6 separate regions of the Homo sapiens genome follow, and all the other regions are linked to region 2. Evidence: chromatin loops called from intact Hi-C (ENCODE). Cell type or tissue: CD4-positive, alpha-beta T cell. All regions are shown on one strand. Region 1 overlaps CDH4 (cadherin 4). Region 2 overlaps FAM217B (family with sequence similarity 217 member B). Region 3 overlaps MIR646HG (MIR646 host gene). Region 4 has its middle 23 kb from the start of CDH4. Region 5 has its middle 42 kb from the start of LINC01718. Region 6 holds the start of LINC02910 (long intergenic non-protein coding RNA 2910).

Region 1 (4,000 bases), 1.9 Mb before region 2:
CATCCATGCATCCATCCATCCATCCATCATCCATCTGTCTGTCCATCCATCCATCATCTATCCATCCATCATCCAACTATCCACTCACTCATCCATCATTGATCCATCCACCCATCCATCATCCACCTATCCATCCATCCATCCATCATCTATCCACCCATCATCCATCCATCCACTAACTCATTCATCATCGATCCATCTACCCATCCATCATCCATCATCCACCATCCACTTACTCATCCATCATCCATCCATCCATCATCCATCCATCATCCACTCACTCATCCATCATCTATCCATCCATCCATCCATCCATCCATGCATCATCCATTCATCTATCACCCATCATCTACCCACCCATCCCTCATCCATCATCCACCATCCACCCACCCATCCATCATCCATCATCCACCATCCACTCACCCATCCATCCATCCATCCATCCATCCATCCATCCATCCATCCATCCATGCTTTAAAGAGACCTCTCCTTATGTCAGGTGGATTACAACCAACCAATAAGGAAGCTGAGGTCCTCTCATCCATCCATGAGATAAGGAAACTGAGGGAGGTGAGAGAGGCTTCTACGGAAGTGCAAGGGGAGCTGGTTGAGGAAGGAAGGTGGGGGCTCACTAGAGGGAGGAGGGAGTGATAGCATGAGCTGCAGGCACAGCAGGGCTGGGGCAGGAGGTATGAGGTGCATGGTGCAGAACAGGGCATTGTTGGGGGCTAATGCAGAGGCCGTGAGGGAGGGGAGAAAGCCAACAATGGGGAGAGAACAATAAAAAAGCATGTTCCTGTTCACTATTTCAGTGACTGGTGTCACACTGCGTGGTCAGTGGAGCTCATATTTCTTTACCATTTACGGAGGGGAAGACTGAGTCCAGTGAGGGCCAGGCAGTCCCATGACCTCCCCAGTTCTACACAGCTGACCAGGGCAGAGCGAGGGGACCGGTCAGGGTCCCTGATGCTGTGTCAGTCTGCGCTTCAGGCCTTTGTTATGGATGGGACTCAGGCAGCACCAATGATGTCCATGGTGACATCAGCCCGATGCCCGCTGGGTCTCCTGAATGTGGGATGGACATCATGGAAACAGCAGAGCTGGCGCCACCCTTGACTGGCTGCTCTTGGCAACCTCAGGGTCAGGATCTGCCTTCTAACTGTGGACCAATGTGTGTCCAGACATTCGCTGGGCCTGAGGCCTTGGACTTCATGGTACTACCCATAGCAGAGGTCCCTTCCCCAAGGTTTCTGTGCCTCAGGATCCCAACAGAAAGAAAATGTGCCCTCCTGTTCATCAAGGCAGAGACCAGCCAGCCCACCTCTGGAAGCTTCCCCACCCTGGCTGTGTTCTCCTTCACCTGTGAGCACCCGGCCCTCCCTTGCAGCGGCTGGACGGAGCCTGAAGGTTGGCTCTGCCTCTAGGTAGGAGGCTGCAGAGATGGGCTGGGGACGGTGCCAGCAGCGGTGGACAGGCTTGCCAATGAGAACCCAAATGTCAGATACCCATGCCACCTTGGTGAGGGGCCGGGATCCTGCCTGCGGAGTCTCATTTCATCCATGTCCCATCTGTGTGTACCGGCAGTGGCGGCGGCTCTGCAGGGATGTGGCTGCATCTCACTTCAGTCCCCGCTCCCCCAGGAAACGGAATCAGGTTTTCTGACAGGGCAGCAGGCAGCCTCGCTGTGGACACTCTTCATTTCTCACCCAAGTTTCTCTTGTTCTTTACAAATCCGATTTTCTTCCCCCTCCCAGGACAGATTTGGAAATTGAAGCTGCAGGGGGCTCTCAGCAGCCTCTTTCCTGGGCGTGATGTCCCCCTCAGGAGGTGCCCCACTGCCTGCCTGCACCGGCCCCCCTCGGCCACCCATCCTGCAGCGTAGGGTCCCCAGGCTGCTCTCAGCTACATGTTTATTTGGCTGTGGCTGCCTCCTCCCGCAGCATGGCACCGCCAGAAGGACCAGACTGGAAAACAGGAGACTGACACGGGCCGGCAGGAAAGGGAGGGATCCAAGCGGAGAAGAATGTCAGCCTGCAGAGAAACTGCTGTCACAGACTTGCGGCATGACATCATTCTCCAAGTCTCCATTTCTTCAGTCATCCAATCAGAGCCGGTTCATGGAAGCCACCCCTGGCTGTGGTGCTTTCAATGTATAGGAAAGAAATGTATTCTTTTCTATATATTGAAAATAAATCAAGCATCGTAGAAACCCAGAGACATGTACAGTGTATTGTGTGTGTGCATGTGTGTATGCGTGCTTGTGCACGAGTGTGCATGCCTGTGTGTGCGTGTATACACACGTGTATGTGTGCACCTCTGTATGCATGTAAACCCACATGTGCATGGATGTGCATGCGTGTTGTGTGTGTGTGTGTGCAGCTGACTGCCACTAGAGGGCAGCTGGGTCTTGATTTCGAGAGGCAGGGCAGGGGTGTCTCCTGGCTGGGTAGGGGCAGGAAGCTAGACCCGCAGGAAGGAAGAACTCTCCCAGGGGACCCCCGGAAGCAGCCAGTGGCCTTCCCGTTGGCAGGGCTTCTGAAGTCCAGGCAGGGTTGGCCTGGCTCCCCTGGGAGCACTGGGGAGGTGGGGTCAGGCTCCTGACCTCATCACTGTGCCCATCTCCCCCTTTTCTGGGATGTTCTCTGGGGTGAGAGGGTGGGTGGGCAGGACCCAGGCATGTGCTCATGAGGCGGTCATGGGAGCTCCTGCAAACAGGCCTCCTTGCAGACGTGGCTGATCTGCATGTAGCGGGCCTGGGCTGGCTTGGCTGGAGGTTTCGACACATTTATCTAAAAGGCTTACATTGGGCTGCTCCCTTTGCCCTCAAGTGCATTTCATTCCTGTGAGGCGGGCAAGGGGAGCCCCACGTTAACCACAGGGCAGGGCCCTGTTCTCAGAAGTGTCTGGCACCTCCTCCCGGTGCCCCAACAGGCCTCGCTGTGTGCAGTCCTCCAAGGGCCCGTGTGGCACAGGGGCACGGCGCCCTCCCACTTTGCAGAAGATGAAGGCCTGGGACTTCCCTGAGGTCAGGGGCTGGTGAGTGCTCTGGAGGCCAGCAAGTGTCTCCCAGCCCTCATAGGACAAACAGATGACCCAGGACTCAGCTCTGGACCAGCGTCCCAGCGTCCTCTCTCCATAGCTGACATGTGCAGCCTCTGCTCCCCACGTCAACCCTCGATGGAGGTGTCTGGGCGGGCAGCGGGAGTCCTGCACAGCTGGGTGTGCCCTGCTGGATGCATGCTCCTGTCCTGGGCTGGGGCCCCTACCCTTCCTGCTTCTGCCAGGTGCAGAGAATTCATTAAAAAGTGATTTGGCCATTTTCAAGTTCAAGAGGAGGGAAGAAAACCACAGTGGGCCATCCCTGGGGTTTTTGCTCACCTCCCCATAGCTCAGCATGTAAATTTTGCAGAACAGCCATCAATAATGCAGGCGGCCAGCCTGCCCTAGAAAGGCATCAAAGCTTCCTGAGTCGAGCGTGCCCTGGCCATACCCAGCATCGGCTGGCCGGCTGCACAGCCAGTGAGGCACCCTGGCAGGAGCCACGCCTGGAACTCAGATCCTGAAGTTCTCCTGGATGCTGCCCCCACCCCAGCCACCATCTAGGGATGGTCTCATCTGCCAGGCTGCAAGCACGCCTCCCCCACCTGCTCTGGGCTCTCTGCACCTAGAGGCGGTACATATGGGGGTATAAAAGGAGTCCCAAGGCCCTGTAGCCCAGGCTTGCAGATGCCCTGCATCCCTTCCTTCTGGGTGAGCCAGAGCCAGTCCCAGCACGACGGCGGCTGCTGCTCTGGGAGCTTCTCCAGCTCCTCTCAGGTCAGCGCTGTTCCCACTGCTTCCTCCTGGACCACACACTCCCCAAGGGCCTTCCCTGCTGTCACTGCTGGAACCTCCATCCCCTTGGAAGCTGCGAGATGGAGCAGACAGAGATCTGGGTCCTGCTCTCCGTCTCATCCTCAGGCTGCACAGCACCTGGGGTCTGTCCGGAGCCTGAGAATGT
Region 2 (4,000 bases):
CAGCAATCCCACTATTGGGTATCTGCCCTGGTACAGTTTGGCTGTGCCCCCAGCCAAATCTCATCTTGAATTATAGTCCCCATAATCCCCACATGTCATGGGAGGGACCTCTTGGGAGGTGATTAGATCATGGGGGTGGTTCGCATGCTGTTCTCCTGATAGTGAGTGAGTTCTCCTGAGATCTGATGGTTTTATAAGGGGCTTCCCCCTTCACTCAGCTCTCATTCTCCCTCCTGCCGCCCTGTGAAGCGGTGCCCTCCGCCATGATTGTAAGGTTCCTGAGGCCTCCTCAGTCATGTGGAACTGTGAGTCAGTTAAACCTCTTTTCTTTATAAATTACCCAGGCTTGGGTATTTCTTTATAGCAGCATGAGAACAGACTAACACATACCCAAAGGAAAAAGAAGTCATTATATGAAAAAGACACTTGCACACGTATATTTATAGCAGCACAATTCGCAATTGTAAAGATGTGGAACCAACCTAAGTGCCCATCAACTGAGTGGATAAAGAAAATGTGATATATATGTACACACACTCACACACGCACATATATATAGTATACTGTGGAATACTACTCAGCCATTAAAGGGAGCTAAACAATGTCTTTTGCAAAACCTTGGATGGAGCTGGAGGTCATTATTATTATTATTATTATTATTTGAGACAGAGTCTTGCTCTGTCACCCAGGCTGGAGTGCAGTGGCACGATCTCAGCTCACTGCAGCCTCTGCATCCCGGGTTCCAGGATTCTCCTGCCTCAGCCTCCTGGGTAGCTGGGATTACAGGCGCATGCTACCATGCCTGGCTAATTTTTGCACTTTTGGTAGAGACAGGGTTTCGCCTTGTTGGCCAGGCTTGTCTCGAACTCCTGACCTCATTATTCTAACTGAAGTAACATAGGAGTGGTAAACCCAAATCTTTATGTTTTCACTTAGAAGTGGGAGCTAAGCTATGAATATGCAAGGGCATACAGAGTGACATATGGACTTTAGAGACTCAGTAGGGGAAAGTTGGGAGGGAGGCTGGCGATAAAAAACTGCACATGACGTACAATGTACACTACTCGGGTGACAGGTGCACTAACATCTCAGAATTCATCTCTATATAATTTATCCATGTAACAAAAAACCGCTTGTACCCTAAAAGCTATTGAAAAAAATAAATAAATAAACTTCAACTCCTTAGCATTCACTTGTGGAGCAGATTTTATCAGAGGCCGTGAATCATTCATTTAGGCAACCTGTTAGGTAAGCAGCCAGCCCAGTGCCTTTAAACTACGGAGAAAATAGGGCTAGATAAGCAAATGGCTTGCTTGAGGGGGAGAGGGCCTACCAGCTACTCACCCACCATAAAGGTAGTCACTCAAACTTGCAGACTTAAGTACCAGGAAAGCAGATTTCTCAAACTTTAATGTGCCAAGGATTTTGTTAAAATGCAGACTTTGACTCAGTAGGTCTAGGGAGGAGCTCACATGAAATTGTCCTCGCTTAATGTAATCTAAAGTTAAATATGTGTTATTTGTTTGCTCTAAAATCTCATTTAAGCTAGGGCAATTATTTATGACTATTCCATTTTTAATTCCATATATATTTTCCAGTATTATTACAGTAATTCCTTATACATTAAATTGCTGAAGACAAAAATATTCAAATTGCATTTTATGAAACAGGGATCTCTGTGAAGATTTTTATAAATTGATGATTTATGTTACTTCATTGAGGACGATTCTATGCTGGATACAGTGTTTTATGATGTGAGACTGTTCAATGAATCAAAGAGAATCCTCCACAGCACCTAACTGCATATGATAAACCACTGTATTCTCTGATGGCAGAGTGAAGTTAAATAAAGAACATGCTTTGGGCCTGAAGTCAAAAAGTCTTTTTCTCTCCATTTCTTTTTGATTCCAGTAAAAACCTTTTTATTTGACTAGAAGGTACTCACAGGCCAAATTCACTGCTATCTGAAAGGGTTTGGTCGCCACCTTGTGGATAATAAAACAGCAACAGCCCAAAATAATACATTTCCTGTACAAAAAAAAAAAAAAAAAAGATTTTAAACCTCCAGCGTGGTTAATTTTCAAAACATATCCAAAAACTTACTTTTTAAGCCACTGAACATTACTGCCACAATTTGGTAGACTCAAAAGAATGCACCCTATTGTCAGAGTGAAGTTAGAAAGAAGAGCAAAGGGCTTTTGAGAATGTTTGCAGCTGGAGCTGCTCAAAACTGCTATCTCCTAACCAGGCCACTTCCTTGAAAGAGATGGTACTCGTTTCCGGATATGTACATAAAGGTGCAAGTTCATTACATCACAGGTTACCTTAATTTATGCTTACTGAATTTGCATCCTGCTACCCTAATTAATCCTCAACATGGAGTAGTAAGTGGAAGAGCGACTCAAGAAATGTACTGCAATGCTTCTCTGATATATCCGGTAATGTTAACCTGTGCTTTGGCCACCCATGTCGCTTAGTGTTAAGACAGGAGTTGTAACAGCATTTCATCCTGGGCAATTCCTTTAAATAACCAGGGAGAAAATAAAGGCAAGCTTCAGAAGAGAACTGCATGAAAAGCAAAACAAAACAATACCAGAAAAATCCAGACAATATTTTTCTGCTGTTTAATTGATCTCAAGGAAGGAGAAATTCAAGTCCACAAAAACTTACATCAATTCTGTTTATCACATACAAAACTAAACATACAATATAACAGCAAATAACAAACATGCTGAATATTTTCAAGCCATTTTGAATGGTGTCCTGTACATGTACATAAATAATACATACTGCTTCTGAATTACCTTAAAATACAGTACCACCAAGAGTTATATTTCTATGTAACTACTCCATAAGTGAGCATAAAGGAATGAGGAAGTAGACGATATCCATATCAGATAAAGTAGAAAGTCTTATGTCCTTCTGAAAAGCAACACAGTAGGCCCAAGAACAACTACAAACCATTTTCCTTTTAGCTAGGAGGTATATGGCAAGACCAATGATATTCTCTTCCCCATCCTTTTTGTCACAGGGTATGAAGTCTATCCTATTCAAGTTAGTTACAAGTCTTCAGCCCATTTAGTCATCTAAGAAGTTGAGAAAGTCTAAACCTAAGTAATCACAGCAAATACTGCAAATACTGATATACTTTTAGTTCATTTTTGTACTTTTTTACATTTTTTCCATTAGATAATTCTAAGCCTAAAATATTTTTCTTTTTCTTTTTCTTTTTCTTTTTTTTTTTAAAGAAACTTGGATTGTTTTAATTGGTTTAAATGCAGGGTATATGTAAACAACTCCCCAGAAATGAGAGGCACTTCTCGGAAATACAATAACCCATGTCACTAGACTAGCAAAACACTCAGTGCTTTTGACTTGATGAATTGAATGAGTTCATGATTCAACTTTCTAATGTTGTCTACTTGAAAAATAGCAAGATTCTTATCTGCAGCATTTAATGCATTAAGATGTATTAGATAGGCATATCAGATATCATAAAATTAAAATTGTGCTTATGTTAATTCTGTAATAGACCTAACTTTAAAACACCTCATGTTATTCACTAGGAGCTATGATCTAGTCGTGACAATATTGGTTAAAATAGTCAATCTGAGGCAGAAAGTAAACAAGCAAAGTCACTTTTGCAGGCTTTTTAAACTGTATAACACATGAAATTATGACTATTCCCCAGATTATGCAACCAGCTTCAATTTAAAAAGCTGGGAACAAATATTATGAGGCGTTACTTCTCAATTTCTTTCTTTTTCTTTTTTTTTTGAAACGGAGTTTCCCTCTTGTTGCCCAGGCTGGAGTGCAATGGCACGATCTTGGCTCACCACAACCTCCGCCTCCCGGGTTCAAGAGATTCTCGTCTCAAACTTCCGAGTAGCTGGGATTACAGGCATGCACCACCACACCCGGCTAATTTTGTATTTTTAGTGGAGACAGGGTTTCTCCATGTTGGTCAGGCTGGTCTTGAACTCCCGACCTCAGGTGATCC
Region 3 (4,000 bases), 310 kb before region 2:
ACATCTCATCCTGGAGCCGGTCCCCCACCCCAAGCTTAGCCAGGGCTTGGATCCTTCAGGAACAAGGTCAAAGCCCATCCTCCTGGGTCGAAGTCATTCTCCTTGAAAGTTTTCTGCGTGTGTAAAGGCTAAAGCAACTGTTTGTTTTCCAGGTGATTTTCCTACCAACAGGGTCACCATTTCCATCATTTCCTCCGCCTCTGTCTTCTGCAGCAGCTCTGGATACATTTTACCTTTCTTATCAGTACCCAGGGCTATTTACTCCTTCTAACTAAGTGTTATAAACACAGTTTCCTCCAGCTGTATTTACTATATGCACAAACTGTTGCTTGGCCTGGGAGATACTGAACCTGCAAATGCACCATACAAAGCCTGTGGATGTAATGGTTAAAATGTTCTTGTCTCAAATGGAAATGTTTAGCTTAAATAAAAGAAGAAAACTGTCAGAATTTTGACGTGAATGTCTCTTCAGTGGAAAAGATACCTGGACGCTAAGAATTGGTGTCCCCACCACAGGGTGATGGGTTATGAGGGAGCTTTAAGGAGCATGAGTGTCTGAGAAAAATCGTTGGAAAAAAGTGTGACTTTGACCCTTCTCGGTGTATGGCAATAGTTCTGGAATGCTGGAGCTGTCTGCTGTGCCCCACTAAATCAGGGCAAACATGACCAAATGAATATGTTGCAATCATATCCCTATTATTTTTCTGTATCTCCAATTTATTCAGGGAGCAGGAAAGATATTTAACAATTACTTAGCAGCCTTCTTTACAGAACGAGAGAATGAATACAGATAACGCTGGCAAAGATTATTGAGAGCAGAATATTGAATTATCTGTGGATGGGAGCGAGCACATGAATAATTCATTCTCCCCACCTTCCGTATGGGCCCCTCCCGGGCCTGGGAGGCCAGACTGCTGGGCTGAGCTGCGCTGTGGCAGGGTATGTGTGGGGGAGGCATGCTAACATCTTGGCTCTCCCCGTTTTGCAAACAGTGCAAAGCTTCGCGTGGAACTTGCTATGCAAAAGCAACTGCATTTCAACCTTTTTGCTTTTCTGCAGAGCATATTTAATTTCTGCATTGCTGTGGACAGTAATCAGTAATGAAGTCATTAAATGCAAGAGGGGTGGAGAGAGAACTGTCTGCCAACCTCCCCCATTAAATTCAGGTACTTTGGCACATCTCTAATTAAGATCAGGAGGCTTGGGTTCCAATTGACAAAGCTCTTCATTCCCCTGATACTTAGTCAAGAGCGCTCGAGGGCAGAGCTAATACAGCGAGCAGGGTAATGGTTGGATAATTCCAATAAAAATTTCGAGTTATACTAGATTCTAGAGGTTAACTGGTACTACCCAGAGAAGGAGGCCATTTCTGGAGGTGTTGCCAGGTCTCTTCCAGACCTACAGAAAGATGTGATATTCATGAGACCGTGGCTGAGCAGTTTGCCTAGAGTCTATGGGGGCCACCTTTAGAACCCTCAGACTCAGGACCTTCTCTTATTAAACTAATGGTGCCTCCCTCTGAGCACCCGAGATCTGCAGTGTCAAATACTCCCAACTGGATTCACCCTGGGGAGAAATAAGGGGATGTATCATGTCTATGGAAAAGACCAGTGGCCAGGTAATTCCTGGGGAAATTATATTGTTTTATTTTCCACTCATTTAGATATTTAAAGAAAACATTTTGACATTTGCTGGTTATTCCAGCTTTCCCCCAAGGAACCAGGCTTGAATGCATTAATCCTAGATTTATATTTAAGAAACCCACATCTGATGTGTGAGTGTGGGGAGTGGACAGAGGGGTAGGAGAGGGCTTACAATGTTTTGACTACTGTATCTTTAAGGATTCCTTTCTATTTAGATGACTGGAAACAGAGACGAGCCCAGAGAGAAGGAGGTAGACAGAGGAGGGGAATGGGATTCACCTTTAGTGATGTTTGTGAAGTGCAGGAAAGCTCCCCATCCACCAGGGGTCGCTCTCCGAGACAGGCTCATTTTCCATCCAGAGGTGTCCTGCCTCCATGGCCAGCGAGCAGGCTTACCTGCCCACCTGTAACAGGTAGACACCTACCCAGGTGAGGACTTAATGGATTGTGAAGACCAAAAGAGCTGCAGCCACCAAATATTCAGGTTTGTTCTGTCTCCTTGCTCTGTCCATTTCCAAAAGGCCAATCACTAAGTCACCAAAAAGCCTCCAGAGACTTTGTAAATTGTCTTTCCATATGGTTTTCAGTGATGGCCAAGTTGGAAGTCATTTGCCTGCAGTAGATGCCAATCTACAGTGTTAATTTGGGAGCTGGCAGCTCTACCTCTGCCCCACTGGATAATCCAATAACAGAACCCAATAAAACTTCTATTTGAGCTGCAAACTCTAGTTAGGTCAAGTGGCCTTAAAAATCTCTATTAAGCCATATCCCTGGATTCAATGAAGCTCTCATATTCACACTAGTTTCTTTTCTTTTCCTTGTTTTTTTTTTTTTCTTTTTTTTTTGACAGAGTCTCGCTCTGTAGCCCAGGCTGAAGTGCAGTGGCGTGATCTTGGCTCACTGCAACCTCCACCTCCTGGGTCCCGGTTAAGCAATTCTCCTGCCTCAGCCTCCTGAGTAGCTGGGATTACAGGTGCATACCACCATGCCCAGCTAATTTTTGCATTTTTAATAGAGACAGGATCTCACCATGTTGGCCAGGCTGGTCTTGAACTCCTGACCTCGTGATCCACCCACCTCGGCCTCCCAAAGTGCTGGGATTGCCATTAGCCATCTTTTTAATGCACAGTTCTTAAAAGTTATTTCACTAAGGACTTCTTATACCTCTGCATCTTGAAGAGCATGGCCTGATTAAAAAAAAGTTTATAAAAATAACATTATCAGATCTACAAGTCTTATTTATTACTGAAAACAATTCATTAAAATAGTCTGTGATGGTTATAAATAATTGAAGCCATAAAGAAACATTTAGACTAAAAAGTAAGAGCTCTTCTTCCCCACCACACTCCCACCCTAGTCCTGCCCCATGTCCCTGGGGAGGGGGGCGGCTATTAAGAGTTTGTTCTACAAGTTTTTAGAGCAAAGTTGGAAAAGTTATACTTTTGTCACAATGAAAGAAGTAACCTTAATAAGACATTTTAAAATTTAATAAAGTAACCAAGAAAGCAAGTAATAAAGCAAGAGAAAGAAAATCTTGATAAAATTATCCCAAAGAACATGACCACAGCAGGAATTAATCTAAAACTAACAAAGGCAGGCGCAGAAATGACAGTACACAGCCCCTCTCTGGCAAGTGCTAATGAATGTGCACCGTAAGAAACAATAGATAACGGCGTCCTCAAGAAGCATTGGTATGTTAAATAGAGAGTTAGATGAGAATCTTGTCGTGGGGAAATAAAGATTATGGAGATAGAAGAAGAAAATAAAAGAAATGAACAGGAAACAAATAAAATGGACTAGGTGGGTGGCTTTTGACCATCCTAAAAACTTAGTTCTCCGTGTTTTTAGTGACTGCTGGATTTGCAAGGAATTGCTTTTTTTTTTTTTTTTTTTTTTCCGGCATTATTTCCAAGAAGAAGTCTCTTGGGCAATAGCAACCACATCCTTTATCTAATGGCAGAGATGGGTGAAGCTCAGCTCTTCTGCCAGAAGCAACAGTTGCAGGCCGGTACTTTACATGCATTTCCTTCTACCTCCTAACACCTGTTGGTCAACAGAAACAAGTCCCTGAGAAATCCAGGAAGGATCTAAACACACAAGACTTTTTAGATGCCCTCACCTCGTGATGCCCAACAAACTAATATCAGTCAGGAGAAGGAACTTGGAGCCAGGTAGATTTTGGTTCAAACCCCAGCTACACCACTCAATAGCTGTGTAATATTTAACAGTTTACTTAAACTCTATGATACATAAGTTACACACACATTCACACTCACAAAGGTGGGAGGATTCCACCAATAGGATTTCACAAATAGCTATTTAATTCATAGAGAACTAAGGATTAAATAGATATTTGT
Region 4 (4,000 bases), 1.3 Mb before region 2:
GCAATGTTTATTTGTGCACTGTTGTGGTTTTACTAGGCAGGAGGTCTGTTGCTGGAACTTTGATGCAGTTTGCCTTCTCTGTCTAGGGAATCCTCCTGCCAGCCTAGCCCCAGGCCCCCGGTGCCGTGCTGAGCTCAGAGTGGACACTCAACATGCCCTTTGCTCGGCAGGTGCCAAGTGTGTGGAGGCTGGGCCTGGTGGAGATTCCAAACAGGCCTGTGGACTTGACCTTGGATACACCTTGCTCAGAAGCAGGGGAGCCATCATTTGGTCAGCCTAACCCTAGGCATGGAGACTCCTTCACAGCATGGGGAATGGGAGCAGGGTTGGGAGAGGAAGAAGAACATTCTAGAAATTTGCTGCTGTTTTACCAGTTGGGGCAGACAGGCATCGTGGAATTTGCCGATACAGAAAAAGCCCTAAAAGGCGTTTTAAAAATGAAAATATCACTTACAGTCAGTAAAATTTACCCTTTTAGTGTGCAGTTCTGAGAGTTGTTAAATGCTTCAGTAGTTTGTTGTTGTTGTTTTCCTTGCTAAGGGACACTTGGATTGTTGCCAGTATTTGGTGATTACAAGTAGGACTAAGGTCTGTTATCAACACATGTCTATTGTATAGACATATATTTTGTTTCTGTTAGATAAACACCTAAGAGTAGGGTTGTGGGGTCATGTGGCAACTCTGTAGGCTTCACTTCATAGGAAGCTCCCAGACTGGACTGTTTTCCATAGTGGCTGCTGTATTTTGCATTCCCACCAGTAATGCAGGAGAGTTCCGGTTGCTCCAAATCCTCCTCGGCACTTGGTTTTGCCAGTTTATTGTTTTGTTTTAGCTGTTTTTTTTTTAAATTTCCCATTTATTCTAATAGGCATGTGACATGTCTCACCAGTGGCTTTAATTTGCATTTCCCTGGTGGCTGACAGCGCTGAACGCCTTTGCATGTGCATATTTGCCATCTGTATATCTTCTCTGGGGAAGTGTCTGTTCAAATCTGTGCTGCTCTCCAGGCATGGGACAAGGACAAGTGCCCTGTCTGCAGCAGTTATCTTCATTATCAACACTGTGGGTGGGCCTAGACACCCGGAGCACAGGGACATAGCAGGCCAGAGGGGCCTGGCTTGCAGGGCAAACACCGTTAAGACAGAAGACAGAATTCCTGGCAGAGACTGTGTGGTTGGGGGGACATCCCACATTCCGTGGCGGGATCTGGAAAGGCTTCCGGAAGGAGACAGCACTGAGAGGAGAGGCCGCAGAGCAACCCACGCAAAGGCAATGGGGAGTGCAGCAACCTGGGCTGGGCTGGTGGCAGGGAGGGAGGGGAGAAAAGCAGGTGAGCAACAGCCCTTCCTGGCCTCAGCTGATTGACCTAGCATGGACATGTGACCTGGAGGCACGCTCCCCATTGGGCAGGAGTAGCCAATCAAGGTCTTCCTTCAGAGAGTCCAGAATTGAGGTCGGCAGATGGCTTGGGAACCAATGGGCCACGTGGGGCGTGGAGTGTCCTTCTCCCTCCTGCCTGCACCTGGCCAGTGAAGGAGAAGCAGAGGTGAGGCAGCCACAGGGAGTAGGAGTCCGACATTTATGAAAAACAACAAACATGTTAAAAATAAATAAATTAATGGCTTTATTATGAAGTTCAGGAGCCAGATTGCTTAACTCTGTTACTTATTCTTAAACACATTATCAGGCTGGATGCGGTGGCTCACGTCTGTAATCCCAGCACTTTGGGAGGCAGAGGCAGACGGATCACTTGAAGTCAGGAGTTCAAGACCAGCCTGGCCAACATGGTGAAACCCTGTCTCTACTAAAAATACAAAAATTAGCCAGATGTGGTGGGCATCTGTAATCCCAGCTACTCGGGAGGCTGAGACAGGACAATCACTTGAATCTGGGAGGCGGAGGTTGCAGTGAGCCAAGATCACGCCACTGCACTCCAGCCCGGGCTACAGAATAAGACTCCGTCTCAAAAAATCAAAACAAAACAAACAAGCGACAACAACGAAAACCTCCCACATTATCAGAATTTCCCTGGAATGGGAATATATATATATATATATATATATATATATATATATATATATATATATATATATATATATATATATATATCCTTTGTTTCTCTAGTTCTCCTATACAAATATTAGGTTGATCCATTTTTTGATGTCTAAATGGTAATTTCTTAGGGTTCTGTTGAACATATCAATAGACAGGCATGCATTTATTAATTCTCTTCAATTCATAGTTTGCTACTGCCTGCAAATTCCAACATAGCTTTCAGATACACACAGAGCTCTAGGAACAAAATGAGGTGGTGATTTACAAAGACCTATTTTTTTCCATTCCAGTCTCGCCCAGAGATGCGCACAGCCGGTGCGCCGTGGCTCTCGGACGCTAGGTGGCGCTGTCTGCAGCTCAGCGTCCTCGCCCCGCCGGGCTTGAGGTGCAGCCGCGCCTGCAGGGGGTTTCAGAAGGGGCATCAGCAGTGATGCGTCCCGTCCTTCCCCAGGCCTGGCTAACAAGGAGGAAGGAAGAACACATTCCCAAGGGAAAAGAGACACTGCGAGAATCACAGACCAACCGGTTGCGGGAAAACTGCGGGGAGAAAGAAATTTACTTGCAAAAAAATGGTGAAGGGCAAATAAAGTATTGAGCTTGTGCAGCATAAATAAAAAGGCTTTGGTTTTATCTCTGGGAAGTAAGAACAAAATAGAAAGTTCCCATCTCAAAAAGCTCAGACTTGTGGGAATAAAACCTCTTTCCCTTTTGCATTATAGAACAACGCCACAATTTCCAGCATCGTCCAGAGACTGCAAAGGACTCACCTGAGATTGCAGGGCCCAAAATGATCTCCTCATCTGGGGCCTCTTTATAGTTCATGTATATTCAATCAGCAGAGCTCTGGTTCTACGCAGCGAGAGCATGGAGGCATGCGGCTTCCCAGGGTCCCGCCCAGAGCCCAGAGCCCAGAGCCCAGAGCCCGGAGCCCAGAGCCCGGAGCCCGGCATCAGGGGTTCTCAAATGCTTGCTGTATGAATGGATGGATGAATGAACAAAACGAAAAAGAGCATCCTAATACCATTAGCTCCACGTTCAAGTGAAGTAGCTCTAACTTGCAAATCTGTAACTGCTACAAAAAATCCAGCTCTGTGATAAGCCTGCTATTTACACGATCGTGATTTATATCCTTGCTATCATTACAAATTCAACATTTTGCATCTTCTGGTCCATAGCACTTCCTTTTTTGGCTCTAATGATGACTTACACACATTGCATGATGGGCCAGGTGCCTCTCCAGGCACCATCTCACTTAATGTGTAAAATGGTCCTGTGGAGTAGGTATGCTAATGACCTTGACATTGCAGGAGAGGCTTTGCGGTGCCGGGGTGCATGTGGGTGATCTGAACAGGGCCAGTGGACTCCAGAGCTGTGTAAGTTTCCTATTGCAGCTGTGACAAATTACTGCAAATGATACGAAGTTACCAACTCCAGGTTCTGGAGGTCGGAAGACTACAATGGATCTTGCTGGGCTGAAGGCTCCAGGGAGAATCCATCCAGTTTCTAGAGGCCGCTGCATTTCTTGGGTCATGGCCCCTTCCTCCATCTTTAGTAATCACTCACTCAAGTTCCTTAATCACATCTGCAAAGTTCCTTTTGCCACGTGAGGTACCATATTTCACAGGTTTTGGACATTAGGGTGTGACTTTTTTTGGCGGGAGGCATTATTCTGCTGGCCACAGGGACCCCTCTTGTGGTTTTTATGTGGGCTCTGCCCAAGCCTTGTAACTGTTATTTCCAGTGGCAATTTTATATCCATTTTATTTTCACAATTTGCCTCTCTACATCCTCCCATTGGCTTTTGAGTATTTTCCAATTTCTAGCTATGAAAATAGTTGCCTCCATTTTAAACGCTCCCAAAACACTGTATGCATTTTTCACATTTTGAATAGACAATATCCTAAACCCATCCACCCATTTAAAATCGTTTGCTATTACTCCATTG
Region 5 (4,000 bases), 1.2 Mb before region 2:
GTGTTTGTCCCTGCCACAAAGGGAGCATAAGTGTGTACACATGATGATATTTCCAGATGTGGAATTTCAATTAATTAGACAGAGGGTTCTCTGGGGTCAGCGTCAGTGTAGTCAGCTGAAAAAATATCTCCCAAGGATGTTCACATCCTCATCCCTGAAACCCATGACGATGTCACCTTACTTGGCAACAGGAACTCTGCAGGTGGGATTAAGGATCTTGAGATGGGACATCATCCTGGATCATTTAGGTGGTCCCAGTGTCCTCATAGGGTTCTTATGAGATGGGGCAGGAAGGTCAGAGTCAGGGAGAGATTGGAAGATGCTGACTTTGAAGATGGAGGAAGAGGCCAGGAACCAAGGAGTGCAGGCGGCCGCTAGACTCTGGAAAAGGCAGGAAACGGATTCTCCTGCAGAGCCTCCGATGTAACACAGCTCTGCCCACACCTTGATTTTGGACATGTGACATCCAGAGCATGTAAGAGAATAAATTTGCATTGTTGTAAGTCACTCCCTTTGTGGTGGCTTGTGACAGCAGTGGCCGGAGACTCAAATGGTCAGCGTGTAGAGCACAGGCACGGACCTGCTCTCGCTTGATGGAGCGCCCACAGTGCTCTTCAACCCTGCCCTCTGCTCCCTCTTCCAAACACAAAGCAAAACTACTCACTGCGGGGCGGAGGTCCAGCTGTGGGCAACAGGGCCGGGCACTGGAAGCTAAGCCACACAAAAAGTGACCACGTGAGTCTCAGAGCATCACACTTTATCCCCAGCCTGGCTTTATTATTCCTTGTTGCACATTTCCCCGTGCGACAGGCTGTGCAGCTTTGCTTGGGTTGTCTCTTTCCTAGGGCATGGATGTGCAATAAAGCCAGAGGTTCACTCTGCTTGTGGCACGGCTGCCTCTTCAGTGAGCATCTGCTGGGCACATAGTAGCTGCTCAGTAAATATTTGCTGAGTGAGTGATGGTGTCCTGCTAATGAGATCAACATCTCCAAGGAGAACCAGACTTTTGGCCGTGTTGTATCATTCTGATTGTATCCGGATCAAAATTAAATAAGGTACACAAGGCAAAGTTTGTCCTTGGCAGGATGTGGCCCCTCCTCAGGTGAAGCCAGGCTTCCCGCCTGAGCCCTTTCAACCCCCTGCTTTTCCTTCCGCAGCCCAGGACAGGGGTCATGCTGTCCTGGAGGAAAGTGCTTTCTGGGGGGTCCTCTGGCTGGATCTGATTTCTAAACATTTTCATTAAGGACATTCTCCAAGGTGCGCATTATCACCCCAGGTAGCAAGTGCCGGCTGCTCTGCCTGGAATCACTTTGGTTAGCCCCTGAGCCGGCCGGATCACCATAGCTCTGTGTAGTTCAGATCCGTGTCAGGGTCCTGGAGAGCGTCAGGCCTGTTTGGAATCACCCAGGGCTGTCACTCAGGGTGAGACCGTGAGCCTGTGCTGTAACTCGGGGAAGGTGGCCAGGTCAGGGAGCCATGGCCTTTCTCAACAGAAGCCACTTCATGCTCTTCCTCTGGAAGGTGTAGCTTTTGCTGTGGGGGTGGCTGTTCTAAGTTCTCCCGGGTGATGGTCTGAATCTTGCTGTCAAGCGATTGGGGAAATGGTGGGAAAGTGTGTTACTGCTCATTTCTGGGGCCGTCTAATGCCTCCTGCTGGGTGGTTGCAGAAGGGCTCATTCTATAAAGGAACCCCTGAGGCTGGGTCATTCATAAAGAAAGAGGTTTAATTGACTCACAGTTCCACAGGGCTGAGGAAGCCTCAGGAAACTGACGATCAGGGTGGAAGGTGAAGGGGAAGCAAGGACCTTCTCCACAAGGTGGCAGGAGAGAGAAGTGCGAGCAGGGGACACGCCAGACACTTACGAAACCATCAGATCTCTTGAGACTCACTCACTATCATGAGAACTGCATGGGGGAACCGCCCCCATGATCCAGTCACCTCCCACTGGGCCCCTCCCTAGACATGTGGGGATTATGGGCATGACAATTCAAGAGGAGATTTGGCTGGGGTCACAGCCAAACCATATCAGACAGCAAATAGGTGAAATCAAAATAAAGACTAAGTACAGTGAATTACAAAACTAAGCAAAACTGAAACAGGTGGAGTGTTGGGTGCTGAGGTCCTGGTTTCTTGTGTGCATAGAGATAATTTGTTTGCTTAAGACTTTATTTTTTATTAATGTTATTTTTAATGAACATTTATGGGGTACAAAGTGATGTTTTGATGGATGTATACAATGTGGACGGGTTAAGTCAAGCTAATTAACATATTCGTCTCCTCACTTACTTACCATTCTTTGTGGTGAGGCATTTGGAATTTGCTCCTAGTCATCTTGAAGAATTAATTTTTTTAGAGTTGTTTTAGGTTTCCAGCAACATTGAGCAGAAGGTGCAAAGATTTCCTACATAGTCCCAGCCCCCACATACGCACAGCCTCCCCTGTTATCAACATCCCCCACCAGATGGTATACTTGTTAACAAGCAATGAACCTATGCAGACACACTGTAATCACCCAAAGTCTGCAGTTTATATTAGGGCTCACTTAGTGTTGTAAGTTCCACGGGTTTGGACAAATGTATAATGACATGTATCTCCCATTATAGTATCATAAAGAGCAGTTTCACTACCCTAAAAGCCCTCTGTATTCTGCCGATTCATGCCTCCCTCCTGCTGACCTCTGGCAACCACTGATCTTTAGATCGTCTGTGTAGATTTGTCTTTCGCGGAATGTCATGTAGTTGGAACTCTAGGGTGTATAGCCTTTTCAGCGTGGCTTCCTTCACGTCGGAATGTGCATGTAGGTTTCCTTCATGTCTTTTCCTGGTTTGACAGCTCGTTTATTTTTAGCCCTGAGTAGTATTCTATTGTCTGGATATTCCATTGCTTGTTTATCCACTCACCTGCTGAAGGACATCTTAGTTGCTCCCAAGTTTTTGCAACTATGCATAAAGCCGCTATAAGCATCTGTGTGCAGGTTTTTATGTGGACATACGTTTTCAAACTTCACTTGGGTAAATGCCAAGGAGGGCGATTGCTGGATCGTATGGTAAGAGTATGTTTAGTTTTACAAAATACCAACATACTGTCTTCCAAGTGGCTGTCGCATGTTGCGTTCTCAGCAGCGATGAGTGAGGGTTCTGTTGCTCCACATCCTTGCCAGCATTTGGTGTCATCCGTGTTCTGGACTTTGGCCATTCTAGCAGCTGTGTGGTGGCATCTCGTTGTTGTAATTGGCATTTCCCTGATGACGTAGGATGTGGAGCATCTTTTCATGTGCCGTTTGACATCCACATGTTTGTCCTCTTTGGTGATGTGTCTCTTAAGATCTTTGGCCCATTTTAAAAATTGGATTATTTTCTTACCATTGAGTTTTAAGAGTTCTTCCTCTACCAAATATGACCATTAGAGCTAGGAAATAAACTCCAGAGGAATGTCAAAACATTGACTCAAAATGACCCCCATTCTGTTAAAAAGTCAAAGCTCAAAGACAATGCAAACCAAGAAAAGTCCTTCTCTGCAGGTTGTCAGAGCCTTGTTCTGAGGCTTGGTGGCTCTGAGGAGAGAGGCAGCGGTGCTGGAGGAGAAGGAGCCTGTGGTGAAGAAGGGCTGCAGCTGCTAACTTCATGGAAACACAGGGGCTGTTAGGTACCGCCCGCAGGAAATAAGGGTTTTGTGCTGGAGTTTGCCTTTGTCCCCAGCATTGGCTGGAATCTGGCAGGAGGTGAGTATTAATGGCATCTTCTATGGGGCACTTATTAGGTGATGAGAACTGGGCCAAGCCCCTTTGCGTGAATTGGTTTGTTTAACAGCCCTCGGTGATACTCTTCTCTCTCCCTTGTTGCAGGTGTGTAGGCAGATGCTGGGGAAGTGGGTCACTTGCGGGAAAGGGCAGAGCTGGGATTCACCCCGACTCTGCCAGACTTTCCAGCCCAGGTTCTTCGCTGTGTCATTGTTTTGTGTCTGCCTCACAGGATATGAGACAGATGAAGTGGTTCTGGT
Region 6 (4,000 bases), 110 kb before region 2:
CGTGTGTATATGTGTGTCCATGTGTGCATGTGTTCCTGTGTGTGCATATGTGTTCCTGTGTGTGCATATATGTACATACGTGTGTGTCCACAGCTGGGTTGTGAGAGTCACACAGCAGGAAACAGGTGTTCCCTGACTGCGTCCCCAGAACGTATTCTCCGAGGGCCTCTCAATGACTCTCTGCTGGCCTCACTTTCAGGCCCCCACGCTGGGTCTTATCCCACCTCTCCCTGCCCTCGGCTCCTTCTTTGCACAGGTTCCCATTCACCAGAGGCCCCCGGCTTCCTCCCCACACCAGGTTACCTTGGGAAGTGGGAAAGCCGGAAGAGGAGACCTCACAGCAGAGCCTACCAACAGCTGCTCAGTGGCAGGACCCAGGGCGGCTGCAAGGAAATGAAATCCCCTCTCACTTAACAGCCTAATAAGGATTTGAACCTGAGTCTGCCAGGAATTTCAGTTTAACTGCTTTCTCAGATGTGAAGAACATGTCTGGGCTTTCAAGCATGCCCCAGGGAGGAGCCGCGACAGGCTGAAGGGGAGGATGGCGCCTGTTGCTGAGGCTCCACCTGCCTGAGCTTCTCTGTGAGGCCCCGGAAAACAGCACAGGCCTGGCAGGGGAGCTAGATGTGCAGATGAGAGGGGGCAGCCGCCCCAGGAGACCAGCGCTTGTTGCGGGGAAATGATGTCAGCAAGACGCAGCGGCAGCAGCAGCAAGGAGTCACTTAAGGACATTTCCAGCTGCCCTGGGCAACCTGATCCTCCTGGGAGAGGGGCCCACAGACTCAGAAGGGCTGCAACGCTCAGAGCCCAATCCTCAGGGCTGCGCACTTAGCCAGACAGGCTGAGCTGCATGAAACTGCTTTGTCATTCACACTGGGCCATTCACACTCTCCCAAGTGGAGTCCTCACCCCTGATCTGCCGGTTGGTGGCCAGGCCCAGGGCCCCTCACTTCCTCCTTCCGCCTCATGTGTTCTGCTCAGCCACATTGGCCTCCTTCTAGTTCTTCAACAAGAGGCTCATCCCCCTCCCAGGGTTTGCTCTGGTGCTCCCTCTGCCTGGAGTGCCCTTCCCAGCTCCTCACAGGTGCGGCTTGTTCTGGGCAGTCAGGTGCTTCAGGCTTCCCTGCCCCCCTGCCACCAGCCTCCTATTTAATTTCATTCTTGCAGCTGGCCCTTTTCTACTTTGTCGTGTTTAACTCCCTACCATTTATTTTTCTCCTCTCTCCCTGGAAGGCGAGCTCCCTGGTCATCGTGGGCCTTCCGTGTGTTTCTCATGCTGCGTCCTCAGAGCCTAGAGGCATGGAGTAGCTGCTCACTGAATCCTCACAGAATGAATGAATGATTGACCACACCCATCACATTAGGCCTTATGGGATTATTATCAAGAACGCCCTATTTAATGATGGGGACATGCTGCCCCACTTCCATCCCTGGGCCTTGGTGCACAGGCCAGAAAGTCCGAGACAGACCATCTGTCCTCCCTACAGGGGACCAACTTGCACAAACAAATGGGCATCAGCACCCACTGGGAGCAGCCGTGACCCCTGGGTCCTCGGTACCAGCCACAAAGCCAGTTCTGAGTTTGTTCAGAATCCTGCTTAGAATGAAGGATGCTCCTACACCAGAGATCTCTTAATACGACCACCAAACACCACGGGATTTTCAAAGGTAGCTGCCACAGCCGCCGCACACAAGCTCTGTTCCTGGCTTGCTTCTGCCATCTGCTGGCCAGTTGATAAAAGGCACCGGGGGTTATTTTCCAGTCTCTCTGAGGCTCTTGTTTTGTGGGAGGAACTCATCACCACCTTTATCTTCACAAGGGCTGCTTGGCAGACCTGTCCCATAAGTAGTGCAACTTGGGAAGATCCTAGGCCTCTTGTGGGTAGGGCAGTCATCCAGTCCTGCATCTTATGACTTCACACGTTACAAACGTTAACTTGCTAAACACTCAATGTGAAACCTAGGAGTAAGGGACAATTATCTTTACTATCTACAAACAAGGATGTTCAGGCACAGAGAGGCTCAGTACATTGTGCAAAGTCACACAGCTACAGAGTTGTGAAGCCGAGATTGGAACTCAAGCAATAAGGCACTTTGATGGCAGGCACCTTAATGGGGGGTGGGGGAACACCCTTTACCAACAACCATGCAAATGGCCCAGGTGCTCCTGTGACCCCTGATCCCAGGGGCTCCACCAGAGCACCAGAGAGAGAGGGATGTGGGAAGAGCAGAGGACAGAAGAGGACACGTGCATCTAACCACTCGGAGGACAGGAGAAGGCACCCTAACCTTCTGAGCTGCCATCTTCCAATCAGGAGGAGGGGAGCACTGGATACATAATCTCAAGGCTTTCCCTACAGTTCTCTCAACAGGACAGACAGGCAGGGGTGCACAGTGGTTAGAGCACAGGCTTTTTGGTCAGACAGAACTGGGTTAAAGATCAGACACGTCCACTCACTCTCAATGAGTCCATATCTGTAAGCCTAAGCTTCCGTCCTCACACATGTTGATAAAAGAAAAAGAAAAAAAAAGGCCAAGTGCAAAGCTTTTAGCATTGTTTCTGGTTCAGGGTATGGACTTAATACTGTTTTCTATCATTATAACCACACTAAAGGCTCTGAGAAGTCCTGCAGGAAGGAAAACTACTTGTCTTTATCTCAGCCATCCCCAAGCTAGCTGCCCACAGAGCCACCATGGAGCCCACAGCTCTGTCACCCCACAGGGCCCATGTGCCTGGCCCATTCATGTTCCCTCACACGGGAGCCTCAGGCCCCAGTGGAAACAGACTCAGGAGACAAACCCAGGCCTCCTGCTCCCAGCTCCCCACTCTGTCCTTCTGCTTCTACATCCAACTACCCCCAAAGCAGTTTCTACAATCCATAAACAAAAGAATTCAGAGACAATTCTCCAGGGCTCCCAAGACGACATATTTCATCTGTGGCTTCTACAGTGCTTATTTGTCAGTTTTACAGACCAGAGGCAATTAAGAGTCTAAGGCCGAGAAGGCTGTTTTTAATAATTCTGTCATTATTCTCAATTTTCAGCACCACCACACATGAAAAACCCATTTCCAATTCCCTTAAAGGTGTTAAATGGTTTTTGCACTGTGTTGCAAAAGTTTGCCGTCCGCCAAACTGCTACAAAGTGGGCTTGTAGCGTCCGGTCCTGAGCTGTGGGAACGACTTGGTCGGGGCTGATCCGCTGGAGCCCAGCTCTTTCCCCAAGCGTTCAATTCCCAGCACATGCCGCGTGGGTCACTGTGGATTTCAGGGTGGACTCACCGCGCTGCTGGGTGTTGCAGTCCACGCGATTTCACAAGACTCCATGCAGGACACCTCCACCCGGCCCAGGCTCAGGCAGGATATGAACAGGAAACCACTGTTTCCTGCCGATCAACACCCAGGAACTGATGAAGTAACCCAGTGCCCAGCCCCTCTGACAGCCACAGAGCCAAGAAGAGGGAAGTGAGGTGGCATCCAAGGCAGCCCCTGAAAGAACTAAGCAAGGCAAGTTCAAGGGGTTCAGGGCTCTGCAGCAGCTGATGGGGAGCAGGGAGGAGCATTCCGTTTTCAGGGCATTGAAAGTCCTTGAAAGGAGAAAATTTTATAAGGAATGACAAGGCCTGGATGCAGAAGGTGGGAGACCCCTGCCCTTGATAACCGTCATAGTTACCAATGACAACTATGATAAAGAGATGACTTTCTGTGGCTCCCACTTGCTGCCCTCTGTGGTTCCAGGCACATCACAGAGAACTCTTCATTTTCATGAGGCCCCATAAGGACATCCCTATTACTATGATCCTTATCAATATCCTGATGTTACAAATGAGGGAACCAGGACACAGAGACGCTGAGGAACTTGTCTGAAGTTACATGGTGGAGACATAGCCTGGGACGCAGCAGTGAGAGGGACAGACGAGCCCTGCCCCTGTGCACCAAGCCATCTGCTGGGGACGCAGAAATCAAACAGCTCGTGGCTGCCCTTGTGCCCAGCGCTGTGG

Evidence for each region. Peaks named below come from ENCODE experiments on the same cell type or tissue, not always from the same donor. Only the 100,000 strongest peaks of a DNase experiment are listed, where the experiment ranks them.
Region 1: a loop joins it to region 2, with 14 times the contacts of the local background. A loop is called at or near these places in 8 of 110 quality-filtered maps.
Region 3: a loop joins it to region 2, with 19 times the contacts of the local background. A loop is called at or near these places in 10 of 110 quality-filtered maps.
Region 4: it touches region 2 in a loop (26-fold over the local background); 9 of 110 quality-filtered maps call a loop at or near these places.
Region 5: a loop joins it to region 2, with 7 times the contacts of the local background. A loop is called at or near these places in 10 of 110 quality-filtered maps.
Region 6: it touches region 2 in a loop (4-fold over the local background); 38 of 110 quality-filtered maps call a loop at or near these places.

Annotation. Positions count from the first base shown.
Region 1 is chr20:61,885,765-61,889,764 of GRCh38, reverse strand. The region is part of intron 7 of CDH4 (cadherin 4); the gene reads right to left. Among named protein-coding and RNA genes, the nearest start is that of MIR1257, 66 kb to the left of the region's middle. In CD4-positive, alpha-beta T cell, CTCF peaks have their summits at 2,158 and 2,358 (motif pointing right); a DNase peak (open chromatin) is centred at 2,394.
Region 2 is chr20:59,947,282-59,951,281 of GRCh38, reverse strand. It overlaps FAM217B (family with sequence similarity 217 member B), which reads right to left. Exons shown (of 4, transcript NM_022106.3): 4 at 2,602-4,000. Among named protein-coding and RNA genes, the nearest start is that of FAM217B, 8.9 kb to the right of the region's middle. In CD4-positive, alpha-beta T cell, CTCF peaks have their summits at 1,780 and 1,979 (motif pointing left); DNase peaks (open chromatin) are centred at 1,991 and 2,271; H3K4me3 peaks cover 235 bases; H3K27ac peaks cover 1,118 bases.
Region 3 is chr20:60,261,159-60,265,158 of GRCh38, reverse strand. All of the region lies in intron 3 of MIR646HG (MIR646 host gene), which reads right to left. All of the region lies in intron 1 of LOC105372698 (a long non-coding RNA gene), which reads right to left. Among named protein-coding and RNA genes, the nearest start is that of MIR646, 45 kb to the left of the region's middle. In CD4-positive, alpha-beta T cell, a CTCF peak has its summit at 1,967 (motif pointing right); a DNase peak (open chromatin) is centred at 1,968.
Region 4 is chr20:61,227,727-61,231,726 of GRCh38, reverse strand. No RefSeq gene overlaps it. Among named protein-coding and RNA genes, the nearest start is that of CDH4, 23 kb to the left of the region's middle. In CD4-positive, alpha-beta T cell, a CTCF peak has its summit at 2,426 (motif pointing right); a DNase peak (open chromatin) is centred at 2,406.
Region 5 is chr20:61,118,653-61,122,652 of GRCh38, reverse strand. No RefSeq gene overlaps it. Among named protein-coding and RNA genes, the nearest start is that of LINC01718, 42 kb to the right of the region's middle. In CD4-positive, alpha-beta T cell, a CTCF peak has its summit at 1,794 (motif pointing right); a DNase peak (open chromatin) is centred at 1,832.
Region 6 is chr20:60,055,290-60,059,289 of GRCh38, reverse strand. It overlaps LINC02910 (long intergenic non-protein coding RNA 2910), which reads right to left and starts at 3,365. Exons shown (of 4, transcript NR_161293.1): 1 at 3,282-3,365; 2 at 304-383. RefSeq lists enhancers at 585-834, 541-1,342, 1,438-1,617, 1,628-1,677. In CD4-positive, alpha-beta T cell, a CTCF peak has its summit at 1,727 (motif pointing left); DNase peaks (open chromatin) are centred at 899, 1,719 and 3,369; H3K4me3 peaks cover 2,945 bases; H3K27ac peaks cover 2,813 bases.